3 separate regions of the Homo sapiens genome follow, and regions 1 and 3 are each linked to region 2. The links are chromatin contacts, found by Hi-C or POLR2A ChIA-PET in ENCODE. All regions are on one chromosome and are shown on one strand. The core of a region is the stretch at or near the end of the contact, and the rest is flanking DNA. Distances in the headings are between cores, read along the strand shown. Region 1 overlaps ZDHHC14 (zDHHC palmitoyltransferase 14). Region 2 overlaps ZDHHC14 (zDHHC palmitoyltransferase 14). Region 3 overlaps ZDHHC14 (zDHHC palmitoyltransferase 14).

Region 1 (3,590 bases), core at 387-2,886, 240 kb before region 2:
TCTCCCCTGATCACCTCTCTGCCACCTAAGCCTGCAAAGAGCTCCTGCACACCCACGAGAACCTTCTCGGATAAGGTGGCTGTCGGCAGTGGTCGGTTAAGCTCCTGAGAGACTGTGTTCCCTGTTGGGGTTGATGCAGAGTTGGGTGCACCTTCGGAGACTTCCATTTGCAAACATCCCTTTGCTAACTTAAAGATAACAGCCCTAGAGGTGGCTTTACTGGGAAGCTAATGATGCTTCAGGCTCCTTTACTTACACAGCCTCTTTCCAAGGCCTCGTTCTCTGCATATTGTTTGTTTTTTCTTAAAGGAGGTCTCCCATGGCATGGTTCAGACCACTCCAAACCTGGCCCACTCCAGCACATACCTACTGGTGCTTTGCCATGCTGTACCTACGACTTGTTAAGAACTGTAGCAAACACTGTGTGGGCCTCACTGGCCAGGACCTTGTTGGAAATGCTCTTGAGTTTGTCAAGGGTGAAGCTTAAGGACTTGAAGAAGGTGTGAAATAATATTTGTGAAAGAAGAAGTTTAGCCTAAGCCATTTAATTTTTGTTTTGTTTTGTTTTTTTTGAGATGGAGTCTCACTCTGTCACCCAGGCTGGAGTGCAGTGGCACGATCTTGGCTCACTGCAGCCTCTGCCTCCTGGGTTCAAACAATTCTCCTACCTCAGCCTCCTGAGTAGCTGGGACTACAGGCACGCACCACCATGCCTGGCTAATTTTTGTATTTTTTTTTTTTTTTTTTTTAGTGGAGATGGGGGTTTTACTGTGTTGGCCAGGCTGGTCTCAAACTCCTGACCTCAAGTGATCTGCCTTCCTCGGCCTCCCAAAGTGCTGGGATTACAGGTCTGAGCCACCGTGCCTAGCCCGTAAGCCATTTAATTTAAAAAATCTATATAGAAGTCACTCAGAAATGTTTTCCAAATGACTCTTTGGAACCCTGACTTATCTGATGATAAGCACCTCTTCTACACAGATTTGTTTAAACATCTTAAAAGATGACTGTCTATCTAAGTCTAGCTATGGGTGTTTCCCCTGATAGAGGGACTGCTTTTGTAGTAATAATGAACCTACTCTCTGTGCCCTCCCCAGCTTTCCTGCTGGGATGACAGCAGGGGGCAGGGGCACTGGCATCAGGCACCTAAGTATCTAAGTCCTGCGTGTAGTTCACAGCTTTGAAAACACTTTGCCACATTCAAACTGATTTCCATTTAGAAGGCAAATCTCAGTTGGGGCACACGGGGACCAGGCTCTGTTCTGCAGGGTGTCACCCATCTAAATCTCCTGTTGGCTCAGAAGAGAGCACTGGCGTGGACAGAGCAGAGTTTTGTCAGATTCCAACCAAGGGTAGTGCAATGACTCTACTGACTGGAATTTACAATTCTCATTAAACGCTCTCAAAACGTCGCCTGTTTTGAACATATGCTTCTTAGAAAAAACTTAGATATCAAATGACTCAGGGATACCTGATTTTTTTAAAAGAGCTTTTCCTAATTTTCCACTCTGCCAGAATTCCAAGGGCGATGGGTTCATAAACCTTCATGGCTGTGATTCTCATTTGAGAAAGTCATGGGGGAAAATGGCCAGTATTTTCAGGGTTACTGTGGAGATGGCCATGACAAATATTCTTACACTTCCCTTTTTTTTTTTTTAAACCTTTGCTTCTAATTCTTATTTGCCCATTTCTTGTTGACTTTTCTACTTAACTTTCTTGCTCTCTGGACTCACCAACTCTCTTCCCCTCTATCCTTCTTCCCCATTGATTTCTCTCCCACTTCTCCTTTTTCCGTCTTCTCTTTTTCTTCTTTGTTTCTTCCTTTCTACCTCTCTCTTTTTTACTTTGAACCCTTTTCCCTCCGCTACCCAGCCTTCCTGGCTTTTCATTTGAGGACCCTTTTACCTTCCACCAGTAGAGGGAGACATCACCGCTCGCTTTTTCTCTCTTACAATTTGGTGGCTGTGCATACATCCCGGCTAACACCAAGAAGCCGTTGGTTATGTTTGAATTGATCTAACCAGTTATATAATCCTAAGGAAAAACAGCTGACCACTTAGATATCTGACAGTGATAGTCCATCTACTCTGAACAGAAAACTGAGATACTCATGTTTTTATTCCAAAACAACCTTTTAAAAGTTCATATGTATCAAATATTAGGTTGAATCATATGACATTACCAATTTTTAAGGTCAAAAATTGGCCGAATGCTGGATACTAATAGAATAGAATTTTGATTTCTTGTAAGAGTGTCTATGAAAAGACCTTTCTGCTGGCAGCATAAAAATCCCACTGTCTGGAGTGCTGGAGCTTTTGCTGTCATTGCAGTAAGTCACTGTGACAGCTGATTTACTGCCCAAATGAAGTGTCGGCATGTAACTTGCAAAGAAGTTTATGGCTTCAGATGTCTGGAAGTCATACACATTAGCACTTAATGTTACAATTTAAAAATGCCATAGAGATCATTCCTGTTTCTGCAGATTCTCAAATAAAATTGCTCATGTAGGAATACATTTTATTTTACCCTAGCTGACGTCTTGTCTGAAAAAACCGAGTGTACAGATGCTACTAAAAGCAAAACTAGGAGCTTTCTAGATGGTCTGTGTACAAATTAAGAATGAGTGAAATTATTTATTTCTTTTGCTCCAATTCTGTCAAAAGCATTAGAGTTACGCATCATGTATTTCTGCTTGGCTGTGAAGCTCTGTTCTGGGGTCTTATGAATGCTTATTAACAGTTACAGAAACACCACAGTCTTCTAAAGTCCACCTAAAATGCAGGTGCAGGTTGGAAGGAGAGCTTTTTTGTATTCTTTTATTTAACATTATCATTTACGTTTGCCTAAGTTATTTTTTTTCCTACTACATTTGATTTTTCAGATTACATGGAGAGTTCTTCTGCAATACTAGCTTAATAAATCATGCAACTGCTGGTTTAATCTTGTTTTGATACTGGATTGGGGTATTTAAAATGTTAGGTTAAGTAAATACAGTAAATGATTTTCTAAAAACAAAATTGTAGCAATTATGTACCATGTTACTATCTTTGCATTTAGCATGCGATCCCAAAGGACCTTTGTAGCAACAAGTGCCAGATATAAGCATAAATGATGACACCAATGCTATACAAAAGTTAAATTATTTGACAATCAAATGAAGTGTGTACACTAAAAAGTGGATCATAACTGGATGTCGTGAGTATGTCATGCATATACATTGTTCTAGATAGAACTTCAATGTTAGCTCATAATAAAAGCCAATAATGAGGGAAGCAGCAATAATGAAAATGTGGTCCTCAGCTGGCTCTGGGTTATCTGCACATACTTCCAGTATGGGTCCTTGAAATTTCATAGGAGTTCAGATGGCAAGAGACACCTGTGGTCACACCCATCACATTATTGCTTTAGATGTCACATTGTTGCTTCCCTAACATTTTCTTCCTTGAGAATTTATAGTAGAGAGAAAATTTCATAGGCACTGAATAACCACCCCCATCCCCCACTTGTGAGAGAGGATACACTAACACTGAATTTTCCCATTTTTGAGATAATAAATAAGACCTCATTAGGTACTTTGATGCCAGCTTTCTATC
Region 2 (3,548 bases), core at 333-2,832:
TGATCTGCCTGCCTCGGCCTCCCAAAGTGATAAATGTGTGCTATTTTAAGCCATTAAATTTGTGGAAATTTGTTACAGCAGCAATAGCAAACACATCGTGTTATCCAATCAAGATCTCTTGAGTAGAGATTCCATTAACCCTGGCACTGCTCAGAGACAGCAATTTTCTTAGCCATTCTCCTTCCCTCCTGAAGATTCTCTATCATCCTGAACTCTGGCTTGCTGGTTTGGAGCTGGTTACCTCCATTGTCTCTTGCCATCATATGGGAGACTTCCTCAACTCCCTTTCCAGATCACTTAGGAGGAGGTTTTGAAAAGGGAGGAGAAGACAGATGGCTGCTGAGATCCTGGAATGATATTGAGAGATGAAATATGATTTCCAGGCCTGCTTTATCCAGCCCTTCAAGTCTGTAAAATCGGATCTCCCTCCTTCCTTCTTTATTTCTTTCCTCCTTGCTCTCCTTCCTTCTTTCCCCTCCTTCCTTCCCCTCCTTCTCTCCCTCCCTCCCTCCCTCCCTTCCTTCCTTCCTACCTTCCTTCTACAAACAGCTAGTGAGCCTCTAATATATGCTACATACAGCTAGAGGCAAAGGCATACAAAAATGAGTCAATCATCCTCAATACCCACCCAAGGAACTCATCAGTTAAAGACTTACCATCCATCTAGGGCAGTGATGTGCAAAGTTTTTGGACCATTAACCACAGCAATAAATTCATTTTTATATCACAGTCTACTAAACTGAAACAAAAGTTTCACAAAACAATACCAATGCTTATCAAAGGAGACGTACTCTATTTTCCATTCTACTCTGTTTCTATTCTATTCTCCATTCTGACCAGCAACCTAGTAAGTTGATTTCATGACCTAGTAATGGATTACACCTCTCAGTGGGAAAAATGCTGACCTAAAAGTCTCGACGCCCATGCCGAGATGATCACTGCACAGATCCATGGAGCCTGTCCCCCAGAAATGTTTTCAAAGAATTAGTGGATCCTAGGCCGTTCCCTTCCCCCACGCCCCCACCATCCATGCAGGGTGAGCTGACTCAGACTTGCAGGTTCCAGTCATTTCAATGATAAAATCACTCATCGCAAACACACTCACAAGCTCATCATCCCTTGAAGGGAAGGAATCAAAGGTGCTGAATGTGGAAAACCGTGACTCACTGTTCCTGTCAACCAGGTACATGGCTATAAATGTCACTCGAGTGAAATCATAGTAGAGGGCTCACAGTAACGAAGAAAGCACCAAGCACTGGCTGGGAGCTGAGACCTCTGACTGCTCAGAACAAACCAAAGAGATTAAACTTTATGTAAGGAGCAACAACCAGAACAGGTAACGACTAACAATGCACTGTAATTGACTCGATCAGACTTCCATTTTATACTGGGAAGGTTGCTAGTGAGCACATAAGCAATCTGGCCTGAGACCCCAGCCACCTGTGCTCGGGGGCTAGGGGCGGGGTGGGGCGGGCGGGGGGACTCGCTAAGCAGGAATGCGCCTCTCTCGGGTGCCCTTCCACAAGGCGTAACAGGCCACTAGTTTCAGAGGGCACCGCTATAAAAAGCAGCTGAAAAAGTCACAGTACCCTTTTATGTAAGATGACCTTGTTTGCCGGAGATTTTTTTTTTAATGGGAATTTTTACTCTCAATTACTTGTCATTCCACCTAATGACATATATTAAAGCTTATCTTTTCACAGGCTAATTTTAGACGAATACCAGTTCCCAGATCACTGGTTTAGAAAAACACTACCCTGCTTGGCAAATCCAGTCCACTTTCCTGAGAGGATTTCTATGGCAGAGGAGCTGGCAAGGTCGGGGCACCGGAGGGTGGGAGTGGGCAGGGTCTCTGTGGTGTGTGTGCAGCCCTTTATCTTCCTACTGTGTTGCTGCCACCCATGCAAACACCAAAATGACTGTGCCAGGGCTTAGGTCGTGTCAGCACACTGCCTTTGCGGCACTCTCCTCCCCTTCTCAACAGTTTTGCTGGCAGAAAATATTGAGGTTGAATAAGGTGCTGAAGATAGCACATATCGACAGCAGAACAGCCCTCCAGGAACCCGATATTCCTCTATTCACGATCCCTATTCCTCCTTCACATGGATAAGTGAACACAGCACATATCAATGACAGAACAGCCCTCCAGGAGCCCAATATTCCTCTAATCACAATAAAAGTTTTATTGTGATTTATTAGATTCATCCTTTATGCTGTTACTGAGAAAAGATGAAGACTAGAGCCCCACCATTCCATTGTCCTTGGGGGCCACAATGTCATGGAAAGGATCTTGATGAAAACCTGTTTCCACACTCCGATGGAAGGTGGTCAATCTCACAGTGTGTTTCTGACTCCCACTACTCCAGGAGGAACAGCCCTAGCGCATCTGCCATTTCTGAAAAGAAAATCCAAGCCACCTCCCATGCCGACATCTCAATACTCACGTTCCTCTGCCTGCGGGCCCCTCTGTTCTCCTCTCATATCTCTGCCAGCCTGGACCCCGTGATTTATCACATCAGTTTCCCTTTTGCCATTGCTGTTGACTTTCCAGCCTCCTGGTCCTGCATTTGCTCTGTTAAACTCCAACCCTGAGTGAACCCAGCCAACCATCCTCACCCCCACGCCAACCCATGCTGGTAGGCCCTGCTGGAGAAAGCAGAGTGGGAAGCAGATTCCCCAAAACATAAATGCCCTCCAGTCCTCGGGGCCCTGCATCCTGCGCATCTCTGTAGACACTTTCCCTTCCTATTTCACTGAGTGACATTTCCAAACGCTGAGACCCCAACCCTCACATCTCTGCCCACTTGCTGTATTATGTTTAAAATCAACCATCACACTGGCTTCTGAACACAGATAAACCAAGGGCATGAGGCGAGCCCTCCCACAGCTGCCCCTCCACCCGCCCTTCCTCCTTCCTCCTGTGCTCCCAGGCCCGATGCCCCTCCAGGTCTACGCCTGAGCCTTGTCCCTCCGCCCTGCACGCCCTCTTCCTTCCCTCTCTTCTCCCTGGGGCCCTTGCTCCCCTGCCACCCCAGCTCGCACCGTGCCTCTCCTCCTTTTCCTCTAGACCGATTCCTCACCTACCTTCTCCTCCAGACACTATCTTAAGTTCTCCTTCCCTTACAGCTGCCTTTTATAGAAAGGCCGTCTGCAATGGATGCGCCCACTTCCTGGTCCCTCAGCCCCAGCTGTCACTTTTCAACCCACTACAATGAAGTCTCCGTTTCCACGGAAAACGCTCTTATGGAGGTGAACGGCCTCCCAATGGCCAAAGGTGAGACGGCTTCCCGGCTTCTCTCCTGAGCTCTGTAGAACCTCACGCTGGCCCCTCTCCCGTGGCCTGACTCCCTCCTAGTGCGGCTTCCAGCTCCCCATCCTTTCTGTTCCCTCCCACACACCTGACCGCTGTTTTCCTCCAGCATCCCCTTCTGATCGGCTCTTCCACCTTCTCCCAGGATTCTCCTCATCCAAACCCACAGCCAGGGCTTCCCCAGTGTCAAGCACCAGGCTACCCTCTCTTCTGGGTGCCAGACCCACACATCCTGCGA
Region 3 (3,391 bases), core at 314-2,813, 180 kb before region 2:
GCTGGGAGGCTGAGGCATGAGAATCGCTTGAACCTGGGAAGCAGAGGTTACAGTGAGCCAAGATTGCACCATTGCACTCCAGCGTGGGTGACACAGTGAGACTCTGTCTCAAAAAAAAAACAAAAAAAAAACATGAAGAGTTTCAAGCTGGAGAGAGCAGAACACGAAGTCCATCTGGGGCCCCGTGTGAGGAAGCAGGTCACACACTGGTGACCCCGGCCCTGCTAACTGCCATAGTGTTACGGCCTGGGAATGTGATTTTCCCATTTGTGGCAGATCGATGTCTAGCGATTCCATGGGGTTTTCTGAGAGGATTTATAGAGAGTTTTTCTAAGAACATCACACAGTGAGGAAGTTGTGATTTCCTCGGAGTTAAGGCCTAGTCAACAGCCCCTTCTCTATGGAGAGCCTTGGGGCTTTTCTTCCCCTTGAACTACAGCAGTTAGACCTATGTCTGTTTTATATATTGAGTTTCCTCATTACTTTTCATTTTCTAAAATGGATCACTGCTTACATCAACCAAAAAAAAAAAAAAATCAGTCAGCTAGTAAATGTGGTAAAGTTGACTGTAAATCAGTCAGCTAGTAAATGTGGTAAAGTTGACTGTAATTTTTGTGAGCAGCTGTGAGTGAAGTTCCTGGAGGTGGGGCTGCTCCCTTATGAAACACCACACAGTGGGGCACTGTTGATGGGATGTAGGACTCTATGGCACAGGACTTGAACTTGGGTCCTGGCCTTTTGCACTCCCCGCCCCCCCATCCCCCCTACCAAGAGCTGCGGTGTCTTCACCCAGGTGCACCAGCCAGCGGTGGGGGGGCTTGCCAAGAGCTGCCATTTTCTAGCCTGGGCGAGGCTGACTGGGTGAAGGTGTGATGGGAACAAGTTTACCAAGGAAGAAGGATATAATATCAGGGAGACCACGAGAGGAAGAGTCAGCAAACACTAAAACTGTCAGCCCTTTCAATACTATTTTCCAAGAGTATCAGAAACTGTTTATAGCCTCCAGGGCAACCGTTCTTAGACTTTTTTTTTCATTCCTTACTGGTTTAAAACTCTGATGACAGCTATGGATCCCTTCACTCTCGTGCACTCACACATTTTAGGTACAATTTCCCGAAGCCTATTCCTAGGCCCCAGGTTAAGAATGGATGACCTATCAGGTTAGTTCACAGAAACTGAAATAACTTATTTCAGATGATGAGATGGATGGGCTGCCTACTGCTCCAACAAGGCTGCTTGAAATGATTTATTTCAACCAGAATTTAAAACTGAGCTGTTCTAAGAAGGCAGGCCAACAGGTGCCTATCGTGTGGCATGCTAAATGTGCCATCCCCAGGGTCCCGGAGGTATACAACCTAAAATCCCAGCCCCAGGCAGGCTGACACCCTGGGCTAACCCCGGCATAAGTCAATGGAATCCTTGGCCTACTCAGAAGGAGCTACTCTAATTACGCTTTATTCCAGGATTTCTTAAACTAAGGGTTGTGATCAAATAGTGAGTCATGAAATTGATTTAGCTGGTCATGACCAGCACTAAAAACAAACAATAAAATAGAAAGTATCAAGGCATCTTCTGTTGAGAAAGGCAAGCACTGTTTCATGCCTTTTATGTGCATCTCTGTGCACTGGATCCCAGTAGAAAATGTATTTCCTACTGTGAGTTGCTGTAAAACACAAAAAGTTTGAAAGCTACTGTTTTATTCGAATTTGTAGGAGGCACACGTGAGGCCCTCCGATATCTGTTGAGTAGATAAATACACGTGTAGGTTGCGTCAGTCACAGACCTAAAGACACCATGAGTCATTTTCAGTGATGGCATTTCCACCCTCCCAGAACTGTGCAAGGATTACTAGCTCTTGATCAGACTTAATTTTTTTTAAATGATCATTTCTCTTGGAGTCTGACATTTTAAAATTTGTGCTTCTGGTAGGTTTGAGGGTGAAGGATATGGGTTTCATTTAGTTTAGATTGGGTGCCCGAGGCTTTTTTTTTCCCCCCAGTTGAGAACACTAACCTCATCATAGGGCCAAAAAAGCAATATACTTTTTTTTTTTTTCTCTAAGAGAGAAGACTACGATGGAGACATGAAGGTAGATACAGCAAGAGGAGCATCAAATTCTCTTTTTCTTCTTCCCTCCCTTCTCTCCTTCAGTAAATACTAACTGAGCAGCTGCATGCCAGTCAAGGAGTTGGCTGCTGGGAATACAGTAAGGGAAACTGACACAGGCCTGGCCTCTTGAAGCTTACCCAACTGTGGGCAGAGACATCGGCCACTCGAGTCCACACATCCCCAGTGTATACCATGACAACCCTGGTCAGAGCTATGAAGGAAGCATACAGAAAGCTATGGGAAGTGTGTGCAGTGGCAGGCTTCCCTGAGGAGCCCACGCCTGAACATCTCCCTGAAAGATGAGCAGGAATTAACAGAGAGGAACCAGAGGAGACCTCGGGGCTGGAGCCCAGGTGGCATGCAGGACTACGGTGCAAGCCGAGAGAGGTGGGTCTTGTATACTAGGTTAAGGATTTTGGCCTCCTTCCCATAGTGATGAGATTCTGTTTGGAAACGGTCACTCTGATGTCAGCATAGAGGCTGGATTAGATGAGGAGCAGAGTGGATGGTGGGTGTCCTCCGAGAGACCTTTGCACAGTTAAAGTGAGAGATGATGGCGGCTTGCAGCTGGCCGAGGCAGTGCACAGAAGGAAAGGGATGAAGTGGTTTAAGCTGGGATCCACCTAGTAAGCAAACTGTACAGAGCCTGGTGATGGATTAGGTGAGCAGGGTGTGGCAGAGAAAGGAGTCGGTAGGACCCTCACGTCTGTGTAGCCTGTGAATGGGGCTGGCCCTCAGCAAGGTGGGGGGTCACTGGGGAAAGATGATTTGGGGTGCTTTTATCTCCCCAAGTGGACATGTCCAGCGGGAAGCTGCATATGCATGTCTGGAGCTCTGAGGAGAGGTCTGAGCTAGAGACATAAGCCTGGCAGAAAGAGAGACTCCGGAAGGCAAAAGGAGCAAGACACAGGTATAAACACACACTCGTCAGAGCCACAAAGCCAAGAACCACACACACACAAAAGGGACGGAGCCGGTCAAAAAGATGCACAAACAGGGAAAGTCAGATGAACAGAGACAGACTTTCATGAAGCAATCGCTTGTGGCTTTTCTGGGTATGGAAGAAATATATTTTTCAAGCTAAGTTGCAGTTTGACAATTCCAGGCAGAAATAAGGTGAGCACTTGGCCAGAGTCCACCCTCCCTTGCTGGATCGTCTCCAACCTGCAGGCACACATCTACCTTTGCCTTGGAAGAAGGTCTCTTTGCACTGGGCACTGACACTGCAGTTGAGTATCACTGACAAAGCCAGAACAGGATGAAAATGTGCCCGGGAGGCCCC

The links. Hi-C counts contacts between places; a loop is a spot of excess contacts on that map. ChIA-PET counts read pairs that join two places held with the same protein, here RNA polymerase II (POLR2A). Pooled maps may share reads with other maps.
Region 1: a pooled map shows a loop between it and region 2 (8-fold over the local background). The contact joins two enhancer-like sites. A Hi-C loop is called at or near these places in 1 of 37 single-sample maps with no recorded cell type and 6 of 50 pooled maps. POLR2A ChIA-PET finds 5 or more read pairs at or near these places in 1 of 52 experiments (PC-9).
Region 3: a loop to region 2 is called in a map of PC-3, with 7 times the contacts of the local background. The contact joins two enhancer-like sites. A Hi-C loop is called at or near these places in 1 of 168 maps with a recorded cell type or tissue (PC-3). POLR2A ChIA-PET finds 5 or more read pairs at or near these places in 2 of 52 experiments (Panc1 and activated naive CD4-positive, alpha-beta T cell).

Annotation. Positions count from the first base shown.
Region 1 is chr6:157,665,682-157,669,271 of GRCh38, reverse strand. All of the region lies in intron 8 of ZDHHC14 (zDHHC palmitoyltransferase 14), which reads right to left. Among named protein-coding and RNA genes, the nearest start is that of MIR3692, 140 kb to the right of the region's middle. Within about 2 kb of position 1,636, at least 2 of the 41 ENCODE cell types and tissues checked have a DNase peak (open chromatin) inside an H3K27ac peak, as active enhancers do.
Region 2 is chr6:157,426,550-157,430,097 of GRCh38, reverse strand. All of the region lies in intron 1 of ZDHHC14 (zDHHC palmitoyltransferase 14), which reads right to left. Among named protein-coding and RNA genes, the nearest start is that of ZDHHC14, 47 kb to the right of the region's middle. Within about 2 kb of position 1,582, at least 4 of the 41 ENCODE cell types and tissues checked have a DNase peak (open chromatin) inside an H3K27ac peak, as active enhancers do.
Region 3 is chr6:157,611,508-157,614,898 of GRCh38, reverse strand. The region is part of intron 3 of ZDHHC14 (zDHHC palmitoyltransferase 14); the gene reads right to left. Among named protein-coding and RNA genes, the nearest start is that of MIR3692, 84 kb to the right of the region's middle. Within about 2 kb of position 1,563, at least 10 of the 41 ENCODE cell types and tissues checked have a DNase peak (open chromatin) inside an H3K27ac peak, as active enhancers do.